2 separate regions of the Mus musculus genome follow, and region 2 is linked to region 1. Evidence: chromatin loops called from intact Hi-C (ENCODE). Cell type or tissue: left cerebral cortex. All regions are shown on one strand. Each heading gives the region's core, and the rest is flanking DNA. Links, peaks and the distances in the headings are about the cores only.

Region 1 (9,720 bases), core at 963-8,962:
TTCATCAAGAACGTAGAAGCCACACAACTATGCATATAGGTTTTCCTAAAAATATAGAGGGATATTTTAGCTTTAATATACCACAAAAAGTTTAAAAAAAAAAAAAAAGTTAGCCTCTTAGTGCACAGGCTCAGCAGCTTTTAGCAACAGCCTTCTAACTAGGATCATTTATAAGCAATCATCTACAACCATCTACCTAAAAATTGGTCACCATTTATAATTAAACCCAGAACAAAGTCTTGTTTTCCTGTGGTGACAGGGCCATCATAATTGCATGTGTACCACTGACTTCCACTGAATTTGTCCTGAAATGAAGGCAGTCTGCACGAGGCTGGTGCATAAGGCTAGTGTATAAGGCCACCAGTTCCCCTGTATACTCACTCTACCAAGGGTGGACTTTTCTGTTTGGGTTCAATAACAGGCAGAAATTATACTGTGTAGAATGGAGGACCGTCCACAAAAAATCCAAGACTTTGAATAGAAGAAGGGAAGACAAGTTCAAAGTTCCAGTGAATCACATAATTCTACATTGTTCTTGTACTCCCTGAAACCCTGAGTTGACCAGTCACTAAACGCCTGCCTTGAATCCAGGCACACCAGGACACTTCACCATGCTTCCAATTGGTTCATCATCAACTTCCTGCTGTACTCATAGGCCAAAAACAGTGCCCCGTTGGCAGGGAATGCGCGGATCATGGTGGGTTTCAGTCCAGAATACAAGGCTGTTATTCCTGGAAGGCAAAAGGGCGATCGAAAAATCGTGACAGCATTCTGGCACAGGGACACACACACACACACACACACACGTACACGTACACAGAAGAGACTGCGCCCACAAATTCAGACAACAGCACCAGAACCCACGAGATAAAAGGACTAGTTTACGTTCCCCTCAACAGACTACAGAAAGCTCTTTGGTACTTAAATAACAAATCGATTTCTAAGCCTGCAGGACTCCTGCAGTATAGACATGGCAAAGCAAAGGCCTAACATGGCCAGGTGGAGGCCACTGAGGAGCCAAGCGACTAGCAAGAGAACCCGAAGTGTGTTTCTAGTATTAGTCTGCTCAGCGTGGTCATGAGGGAGACTGAACTAGGGTGAGCCAGGCAAAAGTGGAGATGACAATTGGGAGTAGTGGTAATATACAAGGTTCCTGCATTTGATTTGGGACATGAGTTTAAGCATGTCTCCGTGTCTCTCTGTCGCTGTGTTCTCCCTCTCTTTAAACCAACGCACAGGTTCTTAAGCCAAGGCATTATTTTTTTTTTGCTGTTTTTCAGATAATGATGTTTTGACCATATACGTCATCTACTTCTTTTAAATTATTTCATTTTCAAGATTACAGTATAATTATATCTTCAGGTTCCAATATATCATTTCATATCTCTTTCTTTTCTTCAAATCTTCCCATAACCCTAGTTTTAAGATATCTAAATGGTGGATGCCAGAAAGACAGATCAGGTCTTTGGTTGCACAAAGTTGATGTCATATAAACATGACTTTAAAAGTCTGCATCCTCCTGCATAACTCTAAAAACTGATTCACGTTAAAAACTGCTTAGACCATTTCTCATCTCAGAAATGTTATTGCTAAAGATGCTCTATTACATTCTTTGCAATGAAATAGGAATGTAATACACTCATTGAGGTCTTTAAAAGCCTTGGTGATCCGGTCAGGGCTGTGCATGTTTAGTCTATGTAAATGAGGTGATGCTGCTGGCTTCAAAGCATCCTTCCCTCTAACACTAACAAAGTCTGCATCTTAAAATGCCCCCCCCCCACCAAGGTATTTAGAACACAAAGAATCCTGCCAGATACATGGCCCAAAAGTTAGAAAAAAAATTTTAAACATTTTTGAGAATAATGAAAATAAAAGCTAAAGCAAAAGGTTTGGAGATAGAAGGTGGACACATGAACACAGTACTAAGAAAAAGGCAGGAGGCAGGCAGGCAGGCAGGAAGGAAAGAGGAGGTCACAGGGCGGACTAACCCAGGTCACTGTGAACACACTCATCTCTGCACACATCAGACTCACCTTCATTCTTTACGATACTCAGGAAGGTCCTGACGAGTCCTGTCTGCTTTCCAGTCATAGAAAGAACTTGAATTCTAGATTTGATACAATCCACCGGATACACAGCAAGCCACAGGCAAATCCCACCAAATCCACCACTCAGCATCAATGGCACAGGACCTAGAGAGGGAGAGCAGCCAGTGGTCCTTTGTTTTAGGTGGTATTTCCAGAAGTACACGTAACACTTAAAAGGAGCACAACTTCTGTCTCAGAAGCCGTAGTCTCCCTGGGCCTCAGCAAAACCAGCTGCTCACTCAGTTGAGTATTGTGCCCCCCACCCCAACCTTGTCCTCCAGTTGGGGTTGGCCCACCTACAACCAACAGGTCTCACATCACAGGGATGCAGAAACAAGCCACTGAAATACAGTCAGGTCTTCCTCAAGTTTAACTCCCAATAGCCCCAAATCTCTCTCTACTATAACCAAAACAAAACTTTGTGCTGCTCCCTAAAAAACACAATTTTTTAGCAGGTTTTTAAAATGTACTTCATTGAACAGGTACAACTGGGGATGTTTGTCTCTGTGACAATGATGGACACTGATCAATCCCCTTCATCACCTGTTGGCCTTACCCTCAGAGCTAAGGTTCTTAAGGTAGAGACACAACTGTGAGTGAAGACTTAACAGTGAGGCATACAGTTTAACAGCAGAAATGTCCTTTAAGCTGTCCAACCAGTGTATCAAATACTAGTCTCATAAATGCTAGATGCCTCCTCCTCTTGTCGTTTTGGGAGTTGTTTTTCTGTTTAGTCTTGAATGTCCTTTTTTTCCTCGGGTAAGGCTAGTTGTGTCTCCCCAGGGAACACTGACAATTTCTGAAGCTACGTTGTTTGCTTGTTTTGATTTCTCTCTGGAGAGGGGTTGCCACATGTAGTGGAGAAATGGCCAGGAATGCCACTGAACACCTTGCATACGCAGGATAGCCCACCACAGCATCTTGGGAAATCCTGTCAGTTAAATGCCTGAGCGTAAGGAACACTGAGATCTCTCGGTAAGTATTTATTTAATGGATGGTGAATTTTAAAAGAAGTCTGAGAAGGGAACTTGTTTGTGACATGACGTCAGGAATAGAACTCGGTAGATAATCTTACTGAGATGTAACTGCAATGACCTCATTTAAAGATTAAGCCAATCTTTCAAATCAAGTTTTTAAAACAGTGAGATTATTGATAGCTGATTTCTCCATCGGGAAAATAATCTCTCTTTATTTCTTCCTCTAAAATGGACCCCGAGAGGTTACTACCACCCAGAAGGGGGAGGGACCACAGTAACAGTGTTAATGCCAGAGAAGAGGTTTGGGACACAAGGCTTCAGGGTTCATCTTCAGAAGTCTCCCTCAGGAGATGGTGGGAGCCAACACCTGCCACCAGTTCACTATGGGGCACCCAGAAACTCCCCAGTTCACTCTGGGGCACCCAGAAACTCCCCAAAAAGGAGTGAGCACCACCTACGGAAGCGAGCAACCCCAGGAGGCAGAGACCACTGAACCCTATGTCGTCAACGTGAATACACTTACCTAGTTCGTCTTTTGATCTCCCTGATGCGAAGAATGACCTGCTCAGTTCATAGCCACCAAAGAAGAAGAAGTAGCCTGGTACTTCTCGAAGTAAAGTGCTTGAGAGCCCATGGTAGAAGCCCAAGGGGCCGTCCTTCCTAAAGATCTCCTTCACAACTGACCAAACTGTACTGGGGAGACAAAGCAGGAGGCACGCTCAGAGCAGGCGGGAGAATGTGTGTGCATGCGATGAAGACAAAGCAGGAGGCACGCTCAGAGCAGGCGGGAGAATGTGTGTGCATGCGATGAGATTTTTGTATCCAGGATGACTCATGCAGCCAACTTTGCCGTAGCCGTGTGGGTGGCTTTCCTGAGACCCGCCTTTTCTTCAAAGGACACCTGTTAGACTTCTTGGTACTTTTGTTCAACAAACCAGCTGCTCACTTACTCAGGCCTAATCCAGCCTGGTAACCCGGTATACATTTCTCTTCAGTCACATTGACTGAGATGTAAGTAATAAGGAATTAAAATAAAGAGCCATTCAAGTCTGGCAGTAGATAAACCATGCAATATTTGCCCAGTATCTTCCTAATGCCCGGGAGGCTGATCTCCTAACCTAAAGTGTACTAGTTACTTGTTACAAAATATCTGACAAGATGCAAACTTAAGGGAGAAAGGGCTTAAATTCTGGCTCACAGTTCAGAGGGATACAGTCCACAGTGAGGGCAGCAGGAATATGGAGCAGTTGGTCACACATTGTCTGCAGTCAGAAAGCCAGGGTCAGTGACCACTGGTGGTGCAAAGTGGACTCTGTCCTTTTATGCAGTCTAGGACACAGGTGCAAGTAAGGGTACCACCTACTCTTTAGGTGAGTCTTCCTACCTCGGGTTAAATAAAGATAATCCCTCACAGATGTGTCCTTACCTCCTCGGTGATTCTAGATTCTGTCAAGTTGACACTCAACAGTGACCATCACACTATCTATCGATTGATCGATCGATCGATCTATTTACCTACCTACCTACCTACACAGGGAGAGAGAGAAAGAGAGAGTGAGTGAGTTACTTGAAGGCAAGACAAGAAACTTTCAGGGTCAAGTCATAGCCCTTGGGATCCCAGGAATACCCAGAACTGAGTCTCTCAAGCAGGAGGGGGAAGGGGTGACTGCCGAGAAACTCCCTTTTACAGAGAAGCCCTGCTCCTGGAGCAGCTTCAGTACCAGGCAGCCTGAGTCCACATCACCACAGTGTGCTGTGTAGTACGTTGTACCCACATGGAGAGCAAGCAGAAAGCCGCATGCTCCATATGAGCACTCCCTCTGTTCTTGGGTAGCAGGAGAGATGAAGCCTCATGTCCTGGAATGGCAAAGGCAATAAGGACCACCCCCTTCGGAGAGCTCTGTACGGCAGCCACAGCCATGCCCCTGCAACCGTGCCCCCACCTCAGTGTAAGCATACTAAGTGAATCCAGCTCAATACAGCTGCCAGTGAGCCTGCATCCAGGCCTGGGGTGGGGGGAGGTGTTAAAGTTCTACTTCTTACTCTAGGCATTGGCTACAGAGTTGCATCCGTTAGACTGTGAGCTGAATGTATTCACAGCCCCATAGGGAGGAGGTTCTAGCTCAGAAATGGCTCTTTAAAACATTGCAGGGAGACTCTCCGCCTGTGACTAGCACAGAGGGAACCAGTGACAGTGGTCAATTTGTGGACCACTTCACAGAAGATGTACAGACCTGGGGCAGCAGCGACACCCTTCACCCAATCTTCAACCCGATACGTCAAAATAAATAGGCAAGATTTGTGATTAACACCAGTGATAGTTTTTCTATTCTAGAGACGTCGTGTGGCATATATATCCTCATGGTAATGGGCAGGTGCTTTCGAGTCTATGCTGAGCAGTGCTCTGAGCACAGACACCAGATCTACTCACAAGGTGTTGATGAATACTTTCAGAACCTGAACCCTTAGCAAACACACGTGAAGGTTTGGCAAGGGTAAGATTGGCACCAGATTGTGGCGAATATTCATGTGGAATTAGAGGAAGGGCATCAAACACTCACCTCAGAATCTACAGCCACACTTACCTTTTCTCTCAGATCCAGTTCAAAGCTGTCTCCCAAATAAAGCCATGCCTTATACACTCAGGAGGGGAGGACAAAGTGGGTAATTCAGCTCCTTGCTGTCTGCATTTCTGCACTATTATATAACTGCCTAAGACGCCCTCCAGGGGGAGTCCACACACAAACAGTCTTTTCATAAAAGTGTCCCCTGCCGCCGTATTTTAGAATAGAGAAAGCTGTTTCTACACTTACTTACTTTTAACAATATAAGATAAAAAAACACGGTACCCGGAGATGAAGGACTTAACATCTATGAATGGACAGCACTTACTTCTGACTGGCCGCTATCTTTCCTGATGTCTCCATTTCATACATGGTCTGCAGCCGGCATTTCACAAGCTCCGTGGGGCAGAGAACCAGCGCGGCAAAGGCGGAGGCAAAGGAACCAGCAGCTGCATTCTGAAGGTCACTGAAAAGACAGAGAAGGCTCACCATCGGCTTACCCGCCCCTTCGGCTCTCAGCATACCGGAGACACCACGGGGATGTGAGAAGGGAATCTAGGTATGCTATCCCGTCTAGGAATCCCAAGACCCTGAGGCAGACAGCAGTATCCCGGTTCCATATGAGGAATGGCACTTAGAGGTCACATGTCTACAAAGCTGTATGTCAGGCATCAAACCCAGATCTGCCTGACTGCCACATTTGTGCTTATGTCCCACCCCCAATTCCTATACTGAGTACTAGAGTGTGATAGTATTTAAAGCAAGGTTGCTTGTAGGGGATGGGAGGAATATGTGACAGGATTTCTTGGTCTAGCCTTGGCTGTCCTAGAACTTTGTAAACCAGGCTGTCCTCCAATTTACACAGACCCACACTGCTTGTGTCTCCTGAGTGCTGGGATTGAAAGGGTGTGCCACCACCACCACCCGGCAAGCATGGGTTCTTAAGAGGCAGTTAGGAACAGCTGAGTTCCCGAGGATGAGGCCTTCATCTTGAGTTCAGTAGCCTAGAATCTTGTTCTCTCTGCCAAGTGGGGATACAGTGACAAGCCACGACTGAGGGCATGACAGTAGGAATTGAGCCTGCTGGCTTTGACTTTGCAGCCTTCAGAACTTTGTTTGTTTAAGCTTCCTAATGGATGGTGTTTTGTTTAGTAGCCCAAGCTAAGTCACATAAAGAAAACAATGAGGAGGGACCATAGGAGAGAGAAGGAAAGCACCTACAGCCCTACCACCCCAAATATATTCTATGCACACCTCTGTTTATCTGTGGCAATATTCCTTTGGGCCTAAATCCAGCCTGGAATAACCAGATATGTCAATAACCACCACAGATAAAAAGTCTACGTTTTTTGTGATCACAAAGATTTCCCAGTTCAGTTATGACCTCGGATAGGATTTGGCATGGCTTGCATATGCTACCCAACAGTTTCTATGGTGGAAGCTTGGTCCCTGGTGTCTGCTGGTTGAGGTGATGGATCCTTTAAGAGGTGGGGCCTACCCATGTAAACACCTAAACGTGACAAGCCATTGCCAATGCTATCGATTACGATCCAGAACCTGATGGTTGCTGAAGATGACACTTAGTATGTCATCAAACAAAGAAGTCAAGCTGGTGCCTCAGCAGCAGCTTCAGCTCTCTTGATTGGCATTCGTGGTACTAAACGATACTTTGCAAACTACTAAAGGAGAAACTCAGTCATCGAAATCTCCCAGCTACAAACCCTGAGACCTACCACAGTGAGACACCTACCAGACAGACAGACAGGGGCAATATCGGCATAGATGTTAAGGAAATAACCAGCTGTCGGGAAATCCTGCTGCTAAGGTCAAACACTGCCGCTACCAGACAGCCCCAAGCTTGGTACAAAAAGGTAGACTCCCTTTGTGAGCAGGGCTTCCTCTTTTCTGTGGGATGCCAGTCCCCACATTACCCACCTGAGATCCCTGGGGTGCCTCCCCATGATAATGAGGCAGCTCACTATCTTAGCTTTCAGCCAATGACCTGTGCCCTGGATATTCCCGCCTCCATTGGCTTAGGGGGAGGGAAACCTACATTGCAATCAAACCATTCCCAGTGACAGGCTACAATCCTCATAGATCAGAACTCACTCGGCCCTCCTCAGGGAAGCTGCTTGGAGTGGAAAGACAATGCATAGAAATTTGGAGCACTTAATCCTAAATTCGATGTCTCTATCAAACCCCTCCCCTCAAGACATCTTCGTGAAAGGGGAGGTGGCAAGACAGTAAGAGCCAGAGGGGATGGAAGGCTCCAAGGAAGCTGTGCCTTGCAAACCCAGGAGAACTGATGAATTGTAACCTCAGAGACTATGGCAGCATGCATGAGACTTGCACAGGTTCAAGCCAGATCAGGTCCCAGCACCAAGAAGCTATCACCCTCTGACACCTGGCAGCAAAGGACAAATTCTCCAGTGGCGTGTCCCCGGGTATATTCACCATCCTTCCCTGTTGTAGTTAGGCAACACAGAGTGAACTAAACGGCATTTCTGTAGACTTCGTTTTGCTCTGTTTGCCTCATTGATCTTTTGCTTGTTTATTTTGACGTTCATGGGTGGGGGGGTGTTTGTCTTATTTTGTTTTAAAGAGAGGAGAGAGGAAGAGAAAATGAATATAAAATTAGGTGCGTAGAGGGTTAAGAAGGATCTGGGAAGAATTAGGAGGGTGGGAAAACATGATCAAAACACCCTGTACAAGAAAACTTTCAATTAAAAGGAGGTGGGGCTTAGGGCTCTGCTATCCTTAGAGGGGACTAATATAGTTCTCACGGGACTGCGGTTAATTCCCACCAGAGCAGAGCTCCTTGGAATATCTGGTGATCTCTCCTCACACAGCCCCGCCATGATTCCATTGGCAATGCTGTCACATAGCCGGAAGACACCCTTGAAGACCCAAGCAGATGTCAGCCCCAAGCTCTTGTACCCCACAGACTACTGTGAGCTAAACTTGCTTTTCTTGCTTCCAACACTGGCCTTGATTTTCCGGGAGTCTCACCTCTGTGAGTCAAGCCACCAGCTGCTGTCCACATACTGAGCTGGTCTCTCTAACATTCCAGGCCTCAGGAGAGCAGGCTCACCATGGGGCTGTCAGAGTCAGGGCTGTTTGCTGGGTAGACTTCCTTTTGACCTTCGAGAATTAAGTCTACCGCCATGAACCAAGGAGAGTCAAACAGGCATTCGGATGGATGTCCTCGTGTAGAGGCTTCCATGATGTGAAGCATGTGTCTGTGCTACTTAGTACTCTCCTTCACAGCACTCCTTAGCGCTTAGTACTCTCCTTCACAGCACTCCTTAGCGCTTAGTACTCTCCTTCACAGCACTCCTTAGTGCTTAGTACTCTCCTTCACAGCACTCCTTAGCACTTAGTACTCTCCTTCACAGCACTCTTTAGTGCTTAGTACTCTCCTTCACAGCACTTCTTAGCGCTTAGTACTCTCCTTCACAGCACTCCTTAGCGCTTAGTACTCTCCTTCACAGCACTTCTTAGCACATTTATTAAAAGCTAAGGCTTCAAATGGTCTTTTGGCCAGCCTACAGACCATACTTGGCCTTCCTCAGGGACTCTCTCTCTCAACCTGCTGACAAGCAACTCTCAATTAGCATCATTACCTGGAATGTGCCAAGTTTGCTAGAAAAAAAGATATCAGTCGATAAACATGGAGGTCGACTCAACTTCAGGGTTTGGGATCAGTCCAGAATCTGAATGGACACAGAGCATCTTAGCGTGAACAGGAAGAGGCCAAATCAACTGTTTCTATGGACTCTGGCTTTCCCATAAACACTTTTATCTTCCAGTGCACAAAATAAGGCCCACAGACAGACCTTCGGCTCTGCATGTAAGATGCCGTTGTACAACTGGGATTGAAAGGGCATGCAGTGTGGGATGGGGTTTCCTAAGAATCTGCTGCAGATGTTTCTGTCTCTCTGGATATTTCTGCTGTGTTGGTCTGCTTATTTTGATTTCCACTTTCATGTTTTTGAGTGTGTGTGTGCTTCTCACTCTCTTCATTTGTTTGTTTTAAAGAGGAAAAAGGACCATAAAGTTGGTAGGGAGGTGGGAAGATCTGGGAGGATGGGA
Region 2 (9,720 bases), core at 955-8,954, 250 kb before region 1:
GTTGTTACTCTCATTGTATAGTTGAGAAGATTTGGGATCAAAGGAGTTAAGTCATTTCCTAGTGTCACACACATGGTGGCCGGCAGACGAGCATGGCATCTCCGTTCTGTCGGAACACAAGGCATGAAGCATCTGCTAGACTTCCGTTGTGTTGAAATCTCGCAAGGGTTCTGGATTGCTTTGTAAACTTGCGATATACATTTTCTCAGTCCTCACTTCCATTCCCAGCCATCAGTGTCTCTCGCCAGTGTCTCTCGCCAGTGTCTTGCCATGACTCAGGCACGTTCTCCGAGGAGTTGTCCACCAGGTCCATCCCCGTATCCTACGTGCTTCTTTAGTTCTGACACCCAATCAGGGTTTTCGTTATCTTCCTCAAAGTCCCTGGCGGGGGAAGGATAAAACAATTTGGATAATGAGCCTCTGTATTAGGGGCACGGTCTGTGCTTGCTAGTGAGTTCAATGAAGATTTCTTCCATACAATATTTAAGTTTTTGTAAATTCGGAATTCCATAAGGTAATCGAGTAGAGGGAAAAAAAATGTTCTAAAAAAAAGTGTCACTGTGGGTTTTTTTTTACCCTAATATATCATAAAATAAAAGCCAGATATAGCTATACAAGCACAAGCCCCAGCACTAGGAAGCAGATTCAGGGGGAGCCTGGTGCGCATGCCCACATCCCAGCACTAGGAAGCAGATTCAGGGGGAGCCTAAAGGTCTCAGAACTCAGAAACAAAAGAAGCCTTGGTGAAAGAATACTGTGTGCAGAATGCAGCCGGAAATTCATGATGAAATTTTAGTATTGTCCACCACACAGCAGCAGAGGTGCTGTTTAGGATAGAAAGTGGTATAGTTCTTACTAAATCTGAAATTATTGCAGTATGGTATGGCGTGTATTCCATTCCCCAATGAAAGCATTCTAGGTCTATTACAACGTACGTGTCTTCTTCATCCAGCCGAGGTTCAAATCTCTCTGGGTCTAACATGACAGAATCGAGATCACCGTCGACGCTGTCCGATGCCGTGTCTTCAGAAAGGGGACCTTTCAGGAATCCTTCTGCACCTTCAGGGGAACAGCAACAGAAAGTGTGGCAATTTACCTACTGAGCTTTAAATGAGGTCTCACTATCGCCAGGGCTGGTCTTGATCTCCAAATGTTAGGACTACAGCCCAGAGCCATAGTGCCTGATAGCCAATTTAAACAGTATTTACTCGGCATAATTTGGGTAGACAATAGACCCAGGAAGTATCAGAATGTGGATTAAGTTTTAAAGCAACTCTGTCTCCAAGAGGGTTATATGCACTAAAACCCTTTAAATGTAAGAAAGTAGCTTTCTTTTAATCATAATTTATACTAGCCACTCAAAACATTTTTCAATGAAAGAAATATAACTAAATTTCTTGCAATATCATTAAAACCTGCCATGCCATTACAGGCACTACTTGATATGATTTATCTCGGATTTTTAAGTAAGCAAGGAGATTTTTTGGTATTTGAATTGTCAAAGTTATGTGTATACACGTGCAACCCTTAAATGCAGTCCTCTGGCCTGAAGTTCTTTTTTTTTTTTGGTTTTCAAGACTATATTATAAATGGTCATTCAGGTTTAATGAAAATATATTTTAAAAATTAAATCCTGGCTGGGCAGTGTGGCACACACATGCCTTTAATTCCAGCGCTTGGGAGGCAAAGGCAGGTGGATTTCTGAGTTCTTGACTAGCCTGTTCTACAGAGTGAGTTCCAGGACAGCCAGAGCTACACAGAGAAACCCTGTCTCAGATGATAGTAGGTAGATAGAGACAGACACACAGACAGATCCTAGCTGACCTTCATTTTAAGGCTCTATTCCATATAACAAATTCAAAATAAATCTTGAGGTATTCCTACGACCAGTGTACATTTACATAGCAAAAATGGCTGTTCCGGGGCTACAGACACAGCTCATCATGCACAATAACAAGGGTCTGATCCCAGCACCCCTAGCAATCTTAAACGGATTCCTTTCTAACACGGTGACTGTTAAAATGAGAAATTGGGAAATAAAGTAGCTATAATGAGAAATTTTAAACACAGGTTAAGACTAGCCATAAATGATTCCAGAACACCTAAAAGTACAATTTGGGGAACTTTCGAGATTTGTGTGTGTGTGTGTGTGTGTGTGTGTGTGTGTGTGTGTGTGTGTTGTGTGTCCATACTTTATGTTTATACCATACATGTGCCTCCTGTGTACCAGAAAAGTACATTGGGTCAACTAGAACTGGACTTGCCCCATAGGCACTGGGGATCGAACCCCCGTCCTCTAAAACCCAGGGTGCTCATAGTGCTGCGGCATCTCTCCTGCCCCGGCTTTACACTGCAAAGTCACAGGGATCAGGGAAGAGAGAACGGGTCTATTATTTAATGTGTGCAGCTCCAGTCTTGCAAAGAATCTGGAGGCCAGTTGCACAATAGCATGCAGGAGTGTAAAGCTACCGAACTGCATACTCCAAGATCGGTAAGCCAAAGGACGCGGAGAGGCGGCTCAGCAGTTAGGAACACCCGCTGCTCTTCCGAGGATGATTGCATCCCAGCTCCCACGTGGTGGCTCACAACTACCTGTGACTCCGGATCCAGGGAATCTGACTCCCTCTCTGGCCTCCCTGGTACCTCACAATACATACACTCACTAACAAGGACATAGACACATAAATAAAAATCAATCTTTTTAAAGGTTACTGAGGTGGTCGATTTTATTCATATTTTACCGCATTTTTTAAAAATTCAAAGTATCGGTATGATTATATAACAGACAAACGTTACCTGGTCTATATATTGTGTATGTCTGAAATGCCTGACTGAGATCAGCGTCCTTCAGCATTGACAGCAAGGCCTCAGGGGGCTCTCTGACCCACTGCCTTCGGGCATTTTCTTCATACTTTATCACAGACCCACCTAGTCGTAAAGAGGGACATTAGTACCAGGTATAAAAAAAAAGATTTCCCAGCATCTATCTTTCACATTGTATTTCAAGCAAAGTTATGATTATATTTGACCCTCACTAAAAACCTAGTTCTCTCACCTACACGAGGAGTGCCAAATGTCTCTTGCAGAGTGATATAAACTCAAACCCTGGCATGGCTTTTCTATAGAGTGCTCTGTAGTCAAACAATAATATTCAGTCTGACTATGGTCTTCTGGCATAGCCACAGGCTCCAGAGTTTTGGATCTAGGATATTTTTTAAGAGTTAAATCTTGGAGCTGGAGAGATGGCTCAGTAGTTAAGAGCACGTGTTGCTCAATTATGAGGACCAGAGCTCAGCTCCTGTCACCCTCACTGGGAAGCTGACAAATGCCTGTAACTCTAGCTCTGAGGGCTCTGACACCCTCTTCTGGCTTCATACGCATATGCACGTATATTCCCATGGACAGACACATGCACAAATAAAATTAAAATGAATAAAAGTTAAGTCTGTGTTGAGCATATTACATATGCATATAAACAATGCAGCTGTGGTAACTCTTTACATGGCATTTATGTGGCCTTATGTACAACTGGTCTAGAGATTATTTAAGGTATGCAGACAGATGTGGGTGTTACACGCGTCTTACATGAGGCACCTAAGCATGCATGAACCAGACTCCCAGGGATGGTGCTGGTGCTAACCTCTGTCATCCTCTGCCGTGAAACTGGAGGTAAGGATAGATGCTTTCTCCAAAGCTTCGACATTGGAACTGGGACCGTGTCTCTCCCACCACGGCCTGTGAGGACTTGCCGGACTGGTATGCCTCCCGTGCTCCTGTGGGTTACCTGATTCTCAGATGCAGAAAAGGATCAAAGGTCAACAGCGCCACCCTGTTTATTCATCCACATGTGCACATGCGCTCTAACAAGGCAGAAGCATTTCTTGTAGCCCGAGTCCTGTACAGTCTTGGGAACAAAGGCAATAGCAACGATCCTGAGTGAGGTCATGTAAAGGACAGCTCAACTGAGAGTGAGCTGGCAGAGTGGATGCATTAAGACATGCGTAACACTAACCCTTTGCATGGCGTTCATAAGTCAAACTCCCAAGCACTCAAACACACAAAGTGTGCTGTACTCACGATGACTCTCACTGACACCTTCTCTCCCCCCCTACTCCCCTCTTACTGATTTGCAGGCTGAGGTCTTTACCTAGAGCCTCAGCACAAGAGCATGGACTCTTATTGCCAAACCACGCCACCAGCTCTTTATCTCTCTTTTCTAAATTGTATGTTATTAGGGAGGTATTTTGCCTGTCTATGTCTGCGTACAGACTGCGTGAGTGTTTGGTGCCCGTAGAGGCCAGAAGAAAGCATTGGATCCCCTGGAACTAGTGTTGCAGACAGCTGTGAACTCCTGCGTGGGTGCTGAATCGAATCCACAGAGCCATCTCTCCTGACCTTACTGTCTCTTTTTAGCAGCCGTCTGAAGTATTCTCTAAAATTAAATCCTAGGTGAGCAGAGAAATATCCACTTGCAAACTTGCTGAGGAAACCCAAGACACCCAAGACCAAGTAAGGGGAACACTGGCATTCACTCACAGTTCCAAACTCCCTACATAAGCCACGATTATAATTTATTAACTCACCTGGATTTCCTCTGGCTGCTCTTTCCAATGCATTCCCAGCTGGGGTTGTACCAGTGCTTTCCAATTCAGTATGGCTACACTTTCTACCACGTTCTTCCTCTTGCTTTATAAAAGATTTTAAATAGTGATCAAATAATGTCTTTGTTACTACAGAAATGTAAAAAATGTGTAATCAGCTATTTTAAGCATAAGTAAAAATTGATGCACTAAAAAGATGAAGTCATAGAAACCCAAATACAAGCATATTAATAATCATATACATATATGCATATGAATGTTTGTGCATATACTTGTATATTAATATCCATATATATCAGTAGCCATTACAGGATATATATGTGTGTGTGTATATATATATGTGTGTATGCATATATATATGTGTATATATATATGCATACACACATATATGCACATATATACACATATATACACACAGAGAGATATACACATATTTACATGTGTGTGTGTATGTGTGTGTGTGTATGTGTGTGTACACACACGCACACACACATATATAAACAGCAGAGATACTGGACTAGCTTCTTTTCTTTCATGGCTTCCCCCACTCCTTCCAGATCCTCCCTACCTTCTTACATATTTAACTTCGTGTTCTCTCTCTTAACTCTCTCTCCATCCAGCTCTGCCACTTGGGTAGCTACATTTTTAAAAGTAGCCAAACACATGCCGGGCGTGGTGATGCACGCCTTTAATCCCAGCACTTGGGAGGCAGAAGCAGGCGGATTTCTGAGTTCGAGGCCAGCCTGGTCTACAGAGTGAGTTCCAGGACAGCCAGGACTATACAGAGAAACCCGGTCTCAAAAAACCAAGAAAAACCAAAAAACCAAAAAAAAACAAAAACAAAAAACTAGCCAAACATTTATGTGCATCAGTGTGAATACTACTGAACTGTATACCCCAAAATTATTAAGATGAGGAGCCTGGAGAGAGATGACTCAGCAGTTTAAGAACACATACTGCTGAGAGAATGAACTCCAGCAAACTGTCCTTAGACCACCATACCAACACCACAGCACATGTGACCCCACCCCCAATAATTAAATAAATGTAATTAAACAAACTTTTAAAAGATATGTTGTTCCTTTGAGTACCTTTGAGTATTCATTCTGAAGGCCCTCCACTCCACCATATAAAACACTAACAGAAATTTGATTAAATCATACTTCTCTGAATGGTCTAAAGCCTTTACTTCGCCTTATAGTGACACACTGCGTGGGTGGTGCTAAATATGCACATATCCAGAGAGAGGATGGTCCCAGGCGTGGCTTCTCCGCTGCTGGCTGACTAGATAAGGAACAGGCTGCTGGCACACTTGAGTTTTCTTGTTCTTATGCAGTGGTTCTCAAAATTCTTTTTGAGAATTTTGAACACATCCAGGGTACACAAAACATCACTTCACAGTGATGGCTCAGCATGTGGTTGATTCCAAAACCCATCAGAATCTTGAAGCAGTTGTAGGGAGGGATGTTGAAAATCCTCAGCGGATGCTGACTGTCTAGGTAGGCTTAATCTCAACTTGACACAGTCTATAGTCATCTGGGGGGGAGGTTCAACTGGGGACTGCCCAGATGACAGTGGCCTGTGATGTATGGGGAGGAGGGCTGTCTTGATGATTAGTTGATGTAGGAGGCCCAACCCCCTGTTCTGGCACCTTTCTCAGGTAGCTGGGTCTGGGCTGTATAACAAAGCTCCTATGCACACCCGAGGAGCGGGCCACTGAGCAGCATCCTCTGTGGTCTTCTGTTTCCAGGATGGCTTACAGGACTCTCCCCCTGCCTCAGCCCTAAATCATTCGTTCTTCCCTATGCTCACAACTGTACCCTTTCATTCTGGGGGCCCTGGCCGAACTAACTGTCCACTCATGGTGACAGAGTCGGCTCTGGCCAGTGACCTTCTAGGGCACATGCCTGAGTGCCTCTCTAGGATGTCTGCACAATGATGAAACTACCAAAGAATGCATTTCTCAGAACATCTCCCCAGAATTAAGCAACACACACATGATTAACACCGTTTCCAAAGGCCAGGGTCAGAGGTCCTCTGCAAAGGGGACACAAACTCTTCAGATGAGTTGAACGTCTAAATTCTTACCATGGCACTGACTATAAGGTTACCCCACTCAATCAGATTACCAAAATTCACCAAACTATATGCTAAAAAGTGGGCAGATGTTATTATATGTAAAATATGCTTCCATAAATCTAAAATATAACATAGTGTAGCAATGAAATGATATTGTAATTTATGGCCTCTGGGTATTATGTTCTACTTACAGCAATATAAAACTGAGACATCACTTACCATCTAAAGTTCACAGACATTCTGGGAGTTTAATTACTAGTAAATCTCATGATGGAGTAATCAGCTGACAGTACATCTTCCCTCCCTGGGGTGGGCGGGAGTCTGATTATTGCACACGCTGGTCTTGGAAGCTGCTGTGACAAGCTACCTACATTGCTCACATACATTTTAATATTCTAAACAAGACCACTCTGCGGAGGCAATGCAACAGCATGGTGATACTCACACCAAGAGTCCCTAGAGGCGACTCCATCATAGCGCCCATCACAAGTGAAGCTTAACTCCTGGCTAGTCAGTATATAAACAGTAGCTAAAAGAATATTTTAGCCGGGCGTGGTGGTGCACACCTTTAATCCCAGCACTCGGGAGGCAGAGGCAGGCAGATTTCTGAGTTCGAGGCCAGCCTGGTCTACAAAGTGAGTTCCAGGACAACCAGGGATACACAGAGAAACCCTGTCTTGAACAAAGAAAAAATAAGAATGCCTTAAAGTGAAAGCAATTCTTTGAATTCACTTCAGTTCTTTGTGGGTTGACTGACACCGGGTTTCCCTTTGTAGCCCTGGCTGGCCTGGAACCCACTAAGTAAACCAGACTATCCAAGCACTTGGAGACCCACCTGCCCCACCTCTTTAGGCACGCATCACCACACCTGACGGTAAAGAGCTTTAAGCAGAAAGACAATCACAAAGAGATACAGAACACTTAAAGAATGCCAACTGGAAACTGTTTTTTAAAGAAAAAAAAATCATCTTAGTTAAGGTTTCTGTATTTGTGAGGACTAGAGAAAGAAGATGCGTTGTGGTTATAGTCCCCAATGAGTCCTTCTGAAAGACAGTCAAGGGCACAGCTCTTCCCTGAAGAAGTTGTAAGAACTAAGAGTTCATCACCAGACAGAACTGTCTGAGTCTTAAATAAATCATGGCAATTGTTGGTTTTGGAGTCTGTATTGGTAGTTACCTCCTGTTGTTATAGAAATAACCTGGCCTCCCAGTAAGGAATCAGTCCATACAGTCAGAGATTAATGAAATGAAGGGAAAGCTCTTTTTAATCTTGACTGTCTGGAATTTAGCTAACCCCCAAACAACATCGGGCCTTGAATAGATTTCAACAGCTTATATACACCTTAGGCTTGTGCATTTTACACTACTTTCATCCTTAAATCTCCTTCAGGTCCTAGCCCCAGGCTACACTTTAAACAGTTTACATATGCGAGAAGCAGGTGCGGCCGCATGGGCCAAAATGGCACCCTGGCCCATTGCCAGGCCCCGTGAAACCCACATGTTTACTGCCTTGCCCGAACATGCGCAGTGAAACTGCATGTGTAAGCTGCCTGCCAAGTTAGACTATTCCTCGTGATCCGGATCTGTCAGCCTATCTGTGACCTACTTGAGCTCATGCCTGGAGCATGTGATTGGATGAGGTGCTGTTGGAGCGAGATGAGGTCAGTTGCCATTACTGTATAAATATAGCCCTTGCCCTAAGTGAAAAAAGCTTTAAGTAAAGCTGCCTCAAGTAAAAAGCTGCAGAGGAAGCTGCAAGTAAAGTGGAAGCTGTGTGAACCCGTCTTGGTGTCTGTGTCGTTCTTGTCTCTGTGGCAAGCAGAGACTGTGCCAAGTGGTGGCCCATATGGGGAAATTTTGGTAAGCAGCGGTAAGTAAAGAAAGCATAGGCCTAATACCTAAACATGATAAAAGCAATCTACAGCAAACCAGTAGCCAACATCAAAGTAAATGGAGAGAAGCTGGAAGCAATCCCACTAAAATCAGGGACTAGACAAGGCTGCCCACTTTCTCCCTACCTTTTCAACATAGTACTTGAAGTATTAGCCAGAGCAATTCGACAACAAAAGGAGATCAAGGGGATACAAATTGGAAAAGAGGAAGTCAAAATATCACTTTTTGCAGATGATATGATAGTATATATAAGTGACCCTAAAAATTCCAACAGAGAACTCCTAAACCTGATAAACAGCTTCGGTGAAGTAGCTGGATATAAAATTAACTCAAACAAGTCAATGGCCTTTCTCTACACAAAGAATAAACAGGCTGAGAAAGAAATTAGGGAAACAACACCCTTCTCAATAGCCACAAATAATATAAAATATCTCGGCGTGACTCTAACGAAGGAAGTGAAAGATCTGTATGATAAAAACTTCAAGTCCCTGAAGAAAGAAATTAAAGAAGATCTCAGAAGATGGAAAGATCTCCCATGCTCATGGATTGGCAGGACCAACATTGTAAAAATGGCTATCTTGCCAAAAGCAATCTACAGATTCAATGCAATCCCCATTAAAATTCCAACTCAATTCTTCAACGAATTAGAAGGAGCAATTTGCAAATTCATCTGGAATAACAAAAAACCGAGGATAGCAAAAACTCTTCTCAAGGATAAAAGAACCTCTGGTGGAATCACCATGCCTGACCTAAAGCTTTACTACAGAGCAATTGTGATAAAAACTGCATGGTACTGGTATAGAGACAGACAAGTGGACCAATGGAATAGAATTGAAGACCCAGAAATGAACCCACACACCTATGGTCACTTGATCTTCGACAAGGGAGCCAAAACCATCCAGTGGAAGAAAGACAGCATTTTCAACAATTGGTGCTGGCACAACTGGTTGTTATCATGTAGAAGAATGCGAATCGATCCATACTTATCTCCTTGTACTAAGGTCAAATCTAAGTGGATCAAGGAACTTCACATAAAACCAGAGACACTGAAACTTATAGAGGAGAAAGTGGGGAAAAGCCTTGAAGATATGGGCACAGGGGAAAAATTCCTGAACAGAACAGCAATGGCTTGTGCTGTAAGATCGAGA

What was found. A loop is a pair of places that touch in the nucleus more often than their neighbours do. Peaks named below come from ENCODE experiments on the same cell type or tissue, not always from the same donor. Only the 100,000 strongest peaks of a DNase experiment are listed, where the experiment ranks them.
Region 2: it touches region 1 in a loop (5-fold over the local background); 1 of 42 quality-filtered maps calls a loop at or near these places.

The regions. Positions count from the first base shown.
Region 1 is chr8:22,377,251-22,386,970 of GRCm38, forward strand. Slc25a15 (solute carrier family 25 (mitochondrial carrier ornithine transporter), member 15) reads right to left here. Exons shown (of 7, transcript NM_181325.4): 4 at 5,957-6,094; 5 at 3,588-3,757; 6 at 2,034-2,192; 7 at 1-731. The coding sequence ends at 607. Among named protein-coding and RNA genes, the nearest start is that of Slc25a15, 17 kb to the right of the region's middle. In left cerebral cortex, for the core only: a CTCF peak has its summit at 5,793 (motif pointing right); DNase peaks (open chromatin) are centred at 3,890 and 5,800.
Region 2 is chr8:22,128,410-22,138,129 of GRCm38, forward strand. It overlaps Nek3 (NIMA (never in mitosis gene a)-related expressed kinase 3), which reads right to left. Exons shown (of 16, transcript NM_011848.4): 12 at 4,584-4,686; 13 at 3,641-3,784; 14 at 2,797-2,928; 15 at 936-1,059; 16 at 1-381. The coding sequence ends at 276. Among named protein-coding and RNA genes, the nearest start is that of Nek5, 8.2 kb to the left of the region's middle. In left cerebral cortex, for the core only: no CTCF peak of the experiment used is centred there; DNase peaks (open chromatin) are centred at 5,849 and 8,263.